Regions from separate parts of the Mus musculus genome. Here region 1 is linked to region 2. A link is a loop called in an ENCODE intact Hi-C map of the cell type or tissue named here. Cell type or tissue: heart. All regions are shown on one strand. Links, peaks and the distances in the headings refer to the core of each region. The heading gives the core; the rest is flanking DNA.

Region 1 (2,912 bases), core at 214-2,713, 78 kb before region 2:
AAACAAAACAAAAACAAAACAAAGAATTCTATTTTCTGATAACTTAAAAATATTTATTATGACACTAATGAAGGCAAATAACCACTTTAAGAGTGACCAAGTCCCAGACTCTGGGCCGTATTTGTGTGAATTTTACCACTTAATCTTTAGAAGGCTTATGGAGTAGATCTTTGAATTGCTTGATGTGAGAAAAGCACTGTTCACAGTCCTGCCTTTAGGATATGGCGAGCCTCGTATCTGAACCCCATTCTTTTCTTTTCTCTTTTGAGCCCATGGAGCACAGACTGTGCCTGCCTCACTGCGGCTGTTCCTTATGTTCTTTTTCTTAGGAAAAGAAGAATCACGAGGTTCCTTTTAATCCCAGAATTCACCTGGCTTGAGCGCATGCTCTGTGATAGGAATGTGAGCTGCCAGAAGATGGGAGGAGCTTGCAGTGGGAACAGGAGAAACTGAGACCGTGAGAGGGTGTGACTGGGCGACTTACCACCAGCACGATCTATTCCTACCATACACATTCCCAGACTATCTAGAAACCCTCGCATGCAAGGATAAATTGCTAAGAATTTATGCCCCATGACCAGAAAGACTGTGGCACAAACCGTTTTAATTGTGTTGACCCAATAAGATACGAGAACGAAACTATTTTCCCCTGGAAAGAGAAATGTTAGCATTTCAACCAGAGCAGCCTTTCAAGCTTCTCCAAGTGCCACATGGCGCTCTGTGATTTTCTAATAGGAAATGTCCCCGCCACTGACATCCTACTGCAGAACAAGAAGACAACACTACCAAAAAGGGGGTTTCTCCAATAGTGTCTCATGTAGCTGTTGAGATGTTCTTGGGTTCAAAAATAGTCACATCCACTCAAAAGTCCTCCAAGTTAATTTCAGCTTTGTTGTTATTCCTGGCCTGGCCCCGATCCAGAGTACAGCTCTTAACATCTTAGGCTGCTTCACCTTGGGGCTGAAGGAGTCCTTCTACATGGATAGGGGGGTCTACTGAGTCCCTGGAGCACACTGTGGTATCCAGTTTTTCCCTCAGAGACCCCTGAATGTTTTGAGGGTAAGTCGTGACTGAGGAGAACTCTGGGGAACCTTTAAATAAGAACAGGAAAAGCCAAAGCACACAGAGCGTGCGTCCTGAGGAGGAAGCTTGTTTTAAAGGGTTTTTTTTTTTTTTTTTTTTTGTACTTATTGACTGTCACGGGGAGGGCAGGGTTCAGTGTGAACAGATTTCCCTATGACGGGAGAGAAGGCAAGCTTCCTCACAAATGAAGTCATGCTCCCTCTACTCCGCTGCTGCGGGGAAGTGATGCTTTTCTAATTGTCTGCCTCACTTCCTTGACACTTTTCCTCCTTCAGATCAGGGACAGTTTCCTGGGGTCAAGCACGCAGCAGGCTCCAGCCCAGCGTGTTAACCAGGAACTCAGGAGCCATGGCGTCCTTCAGACGGGACTTGTGGCTCAGGATGGAGTCTTCTGATTTGGGACGTGACAGTTTGAGGGAGAGTGGACACAATAAATCTATCCGCTCCGTGGATCTGCATTTAGTGGTATCTGCTGCCTTTTATTGGACAATAACCTGTGTCTTCAGGAAGAGCTTGACCGGTCACATGAACCCTATGTGTGCTTGCCCAACCATCAGAGATTTTTGTACAGAGGAAGTGGTTTAGCTCAAAGCATCGTCATCACCAAGAGTAACGCTGGGTATTAGATTAACATCACGTCAAATATGTCCTCATATTTGACTTTCTATAAGTGATCGCATAGCCTCGTTTTTACTGATAAGGAAAGTAGAATTAGAAAGATTGGGAAAATCTATTTAAGATTTTCAATATTTTGGTTTATATTCTTCCTTAAAGCGGGTCTCAAGCCGGGGATTCCAGGAAGGGTGTGATTGCGAACCAGTGGGAGAACTGACAGTCTGTAGGGAGACTAGAAAACAGGAGGGGACATAGACCTCAGCGTTCTCTCTACTGCTATGTGTAATGCATTTTTATGCCACTTTCTGACAGGCACTAGCTAAGAGTGGATGGGTGGGGAGGGTTTTATTTTAAAGCCTGGGTAGAGCTTTTTCAGAGCTTCAAAGCAACCTTCAGGGAGGTACAAAGGGAGGGGAAGAGATGGGAGGGAGAGAGAGAGTCTGGTTGTTGAAACACTGGGCTGCCCTGAAGTGGAAGTTAAGCTCTGTGCTTTGCACATTTAGAAGTAGGGACAAGTCACAGACCTCCTGAGTTCCTCTTGCTGAAAGACACCCAGTTCTGAAATCTGATAATATATAAACCAGTAAGACATGTAGAAGACCTCTGAGACATAATATTTCTGGGGGTAACAACTTAGTTGGATACATGACCACCAAAGGCACTTTCTTTTCCCTATGATTTTTTGCTATCAAACTGTTCCTCACTCATTGAGAATTGTCATCCCTTACTGAGACCACGATATACCCCCTGTGGCCATGCTAGGACTGCTCTAACACAATCCTACTGAGGAACTGGCTTCAACAGTTATGTCTGTCTTCTCCTGAGTTCTCTCTGCCTGCCTTGTGGGTGGCCCTCGTTTCCCTTTCCGTATGTTTACTCTTGTATCTTTGGCCCTTCTTGCAAGGTTACTGCCCCCATTGGATTAGGGGCTCTGTCCTTAATACCTCCTTTAATTGCATCTACGTCCTTAAAGGTCTGTCCCAGTATATTCACGTTGAGTTTCAGAGGACAGCATTAAGTTTACAACATCTGACCTTCCCCAGCCAAGTCTCCTCATTCTTCTCATTCTTCAGGGCAGTGGAAAAGCTTAGCACTCCCGACGCCTTCTTGTCTGGAGGTAATGTTTTTTAAAAGCCCACCATTTCCCACATCTCCTTACACTTCCCAGGGTACCTTAAAGTAAATAGCCAGTTTCGGGAATTTTCTAGATGGTA
Region 2 (2,912 bases), core at 106-2,605:
GTTTTATGACCTGTTCTCTTCTATTCGGTTGTTAAGTGTTCTGGATGAAGGGGCACAGGGCATGGAACACCATTGAAATTTACCACCCTAAAATCCCAAGATCTGAAGAAACATGCATGAGATATGTGTTTGATAAATGAACATTGAAACTGTGTGTGTTGAAACCTTCATTAAAGCAAGGATTTTGAAGTATGGCTTCTGACTCTTTCTCCAGGACTTTGGGCATTTGGGTCAAAAGTGCATCATCATTAATGCGGTCTTCGTTGCTATTGAAAATGGATTCTGTTTACATCAGTCCTATTTACAGCATCGTTCCCGGGACTCAAATAAAACAAGGCTCTCCCACCCACTAGTTTGCAAGTTGTGCAAAGTACAGCCTTCTATTGTGACATGTATCCTGGCAGTTTGCCACTGTCTGGCCTACCCTACTGCAGGGTCAGAATCCCCCGCTGTATCCTGTAAAATCGCTGAACTCTTGGGAAAGTACTAAGAGACTGGAAGAAGCATTCAGCATCTCTCTTGAGATGAGTAAATTACATGGAAGGCTATGGGTATTTTATGATCTGTTATAGATGGAGAATTCAAGGTGCAGTTTGCCTTTTTTTTTTCTCTTTACTTAAAGCAAGAAAAGCTTAGCAGTGAAACTCATTTTCCATGACTCCCAAATGGTTTCACAATAAATCTGTGAACTTAATCAGCTTCTTCTGTTGAGGAAACCTCCTCTAATTGTGTTCTTGTGTGAAATAGACACGATGACAAAAAATACTCCAACTCTCAAAGAAAGTGTGGATCACTGTAATCTGGGGAATAACAGTCTCAGTGTCCAGTGAAGAGGAGCCAAGATCGTGCTGTCTCTGGTAGTATTTCTTTTCTAGATAATTGTCAGGCTCTTCTTTCTTGGTCAACAGTATGACAACGAATATCCTGAATTAAGTGTCTCTGGGACATAATGGTGTAGTAACTAGGAGCACTGCCAACTAGATTTCTAGAAATTCCCACAAGACTCCTGCAGAGCCACAAGGCACTATAACAGCAAATGAACACAGAGATGAAACACAGAACCTGAACGCCTTGCTTTCATCTCTTTTCCTGGTCTCTAGAAGCCAATGCCTGTCTTTCTTTCCCTTTCCTCCATGCCAAGTATGGCGGGTGCAGAGGGGACATGCCCGGAATGTTAGCACAGCTGATTACTGTCAGCTAGCAAAGCAATCTGGTGGAAAGAAGACAACAAGGACTCCGTGCGCTTGCTTCTTCCTGTTCCTCGGTTCTTGGGCAGTGACCTTCAGAGCTGCCGGGGTTTGTGGGAGCCGGTGGGTGTGGTCTGAGAGGGAGAGTCTACAATTGGAAGCTGACCTTTCGGAGTCTAGATTTTTTTCCGTCCTGGAAAATAAGAACTAAGCATAGAAATTGAATTAGAAGTGGAAGGATTTCCCAAGGCTCTCATTTGTCCCAGCTGCATCCACAGAGCCCACTTTTGCCTTGCTCCTCTCATTCCCAGCTAGGATTCCTGCCTGTCCCTCCTTACTCCGGGCTGGGTGCTGAGGTCAGCAGAAGCACCTTTGAGACAAACACACAAACTAAGCTGTCGTCAGCAGACCCAGCCTCAAAATTGGAGGAGGAATTGTGAAAACATCGTTTCCCTGCAAATCGGACACCCTCCTCACTCCCACAACAAAAGAACTAGTGTTTCTAAATGCTCTTGCCGCAGGCCCTCACCCGCCTGTGAATAGGGGCACGGAGGGGACAGAAACACCATAAAATCCTAGGTTCTCTCCACTCAGCCTCAAGCTGTGGTTTCCTATTTCCTCCCACTGGACAGCTTCAGTATTAATTGCTCCCAAAACCAACAGTAAAATTTCACTACCGCTCCTAGCAGGCAAAAAAACCCTCAGGTCTTCTGGGAAATTCGGAGCAGGGCTTGGTGACCCTGGCATCTCCCTCCTGTATACACACTAGCAGTGGGGGGTTCCAGACAGGTCTTTGGTTTGGGGCACAGGCTCTCAGCAAAGAGTAGTCCAAAGCTGCACATGAGAATTCACTAGAAATGCAAATTTTCAGCTCAACAGAAGCCCCAGGACTTGGCTGCCTCCTTAGTTTGTTGAAGGAAAAAAAAAAACCTGTAAGTGATTTCAGTTCACTTAAATCATTAGGATTAGCGATCGAGGCTAGGCATTTATTTTGTCAGAATACTGCAGACTTTTATTGTTGTCTGTGTGGTCTTTGGCGTACTTCCTTTAGTTTCTGTCTGGCAGGCTCTTAGTCTTTAAGTCCTTCTGAAAATACCCTCTATAAGTAAGTCTCCATCACCCTCCCAACCTAAGGAATAGAATGTCCTCTTATGTGTGTTATGACATTTGGAGCATCTTACTAATATATTTTGTTAAAACTATATCAAGTTCCTCGGTTCTGTTCCAGGTTCAGAAATAAGAACATGCTTACATCAGCAAATGCTTTGTGTAGACTATTGTGGGACTGTCGTTTTGTTTCTGGTGATGCCAAAATAAGATTTTTAAATTGATTAAAGAAATCAAAATTTAAGATCATATCCCAGGCTTCAGACCTCACCTCTGACATGTGCTGGCCTTAGGTAGTGATTTGACCACTTTAATTGTCAAGTATAATGAGGACATGGGTGCTTCTTGTGTTTACCCCAGTGTGACTGGATGGCTGAAGGAGTAGTCCAGCTAGCACGGTAGCTGACCTGTGAAAGTTGGTTGCTACTGGTAATGTTATTCTTTTCGTCTTCATCCTCACTAGAATGTTGTTAGCAGTGTTCACTGTGCCTGGAATAGAGAACACAGGCAAAAGCATCTGTGAAAAAAATCTTTGGAAAGATCAAGGTCGTGGCCTTATCTCTTATAGTTCCTGAAATGGAGGCAGATTTGAGGAAGTAGGCACTCACTGTAGGCAAA

The links. A loop is a pair of places that touch in the nucleus more often than their neighbours do. Peaks named below come from ENCODE experiments on the same cell type or tissue, not always from the same donor. Only the 100,000 strongest peaks of a DNase experiment are listed, where the experiment ranks them.
Region 1: a loop joins it to region 2, with 1.9 times the contacts of the local background. A loop is called at or near these places in 3 of 42 quality-filtered maps.

Annotation. Positions count from the first base shown.
Region 1 is chr6:92,987,140-92,990,051 of GRCm38, forward strand. The region is part of intron 1 of 9530026P05Rik (RIKEN cDNA 9530026P05 gene); the gene reads left to right. Among named protein-coding and RNA genes, the nearest start is that of Adamts9, 45 kb to the left of the region's middle. In heart, for the core only: no CTCF peak of the experiment used is centred there; DNase peaks (open chromatin) are centred at 882 and 1,332; H3K27ac peaks cover 2,123 bases.
Region 2 is chr6:93,065,157-93,068,068 of GRCm38, forward strand. The region is part of intron 1 of 9530026P05Rik (RIKEN cDNA 9530026P05 gene); the gene reads left to right. Among named protein-coding and RNA genes, the nearest start is that of Adamts9, 120 kb to the left of the region's middle. In heart, for the core only: no CTCF peak of the experiment used is centred there; DNase peaks (open chromatin) are centred at 405 and 1,255; H3K27ac peaks cover 1,256 bases.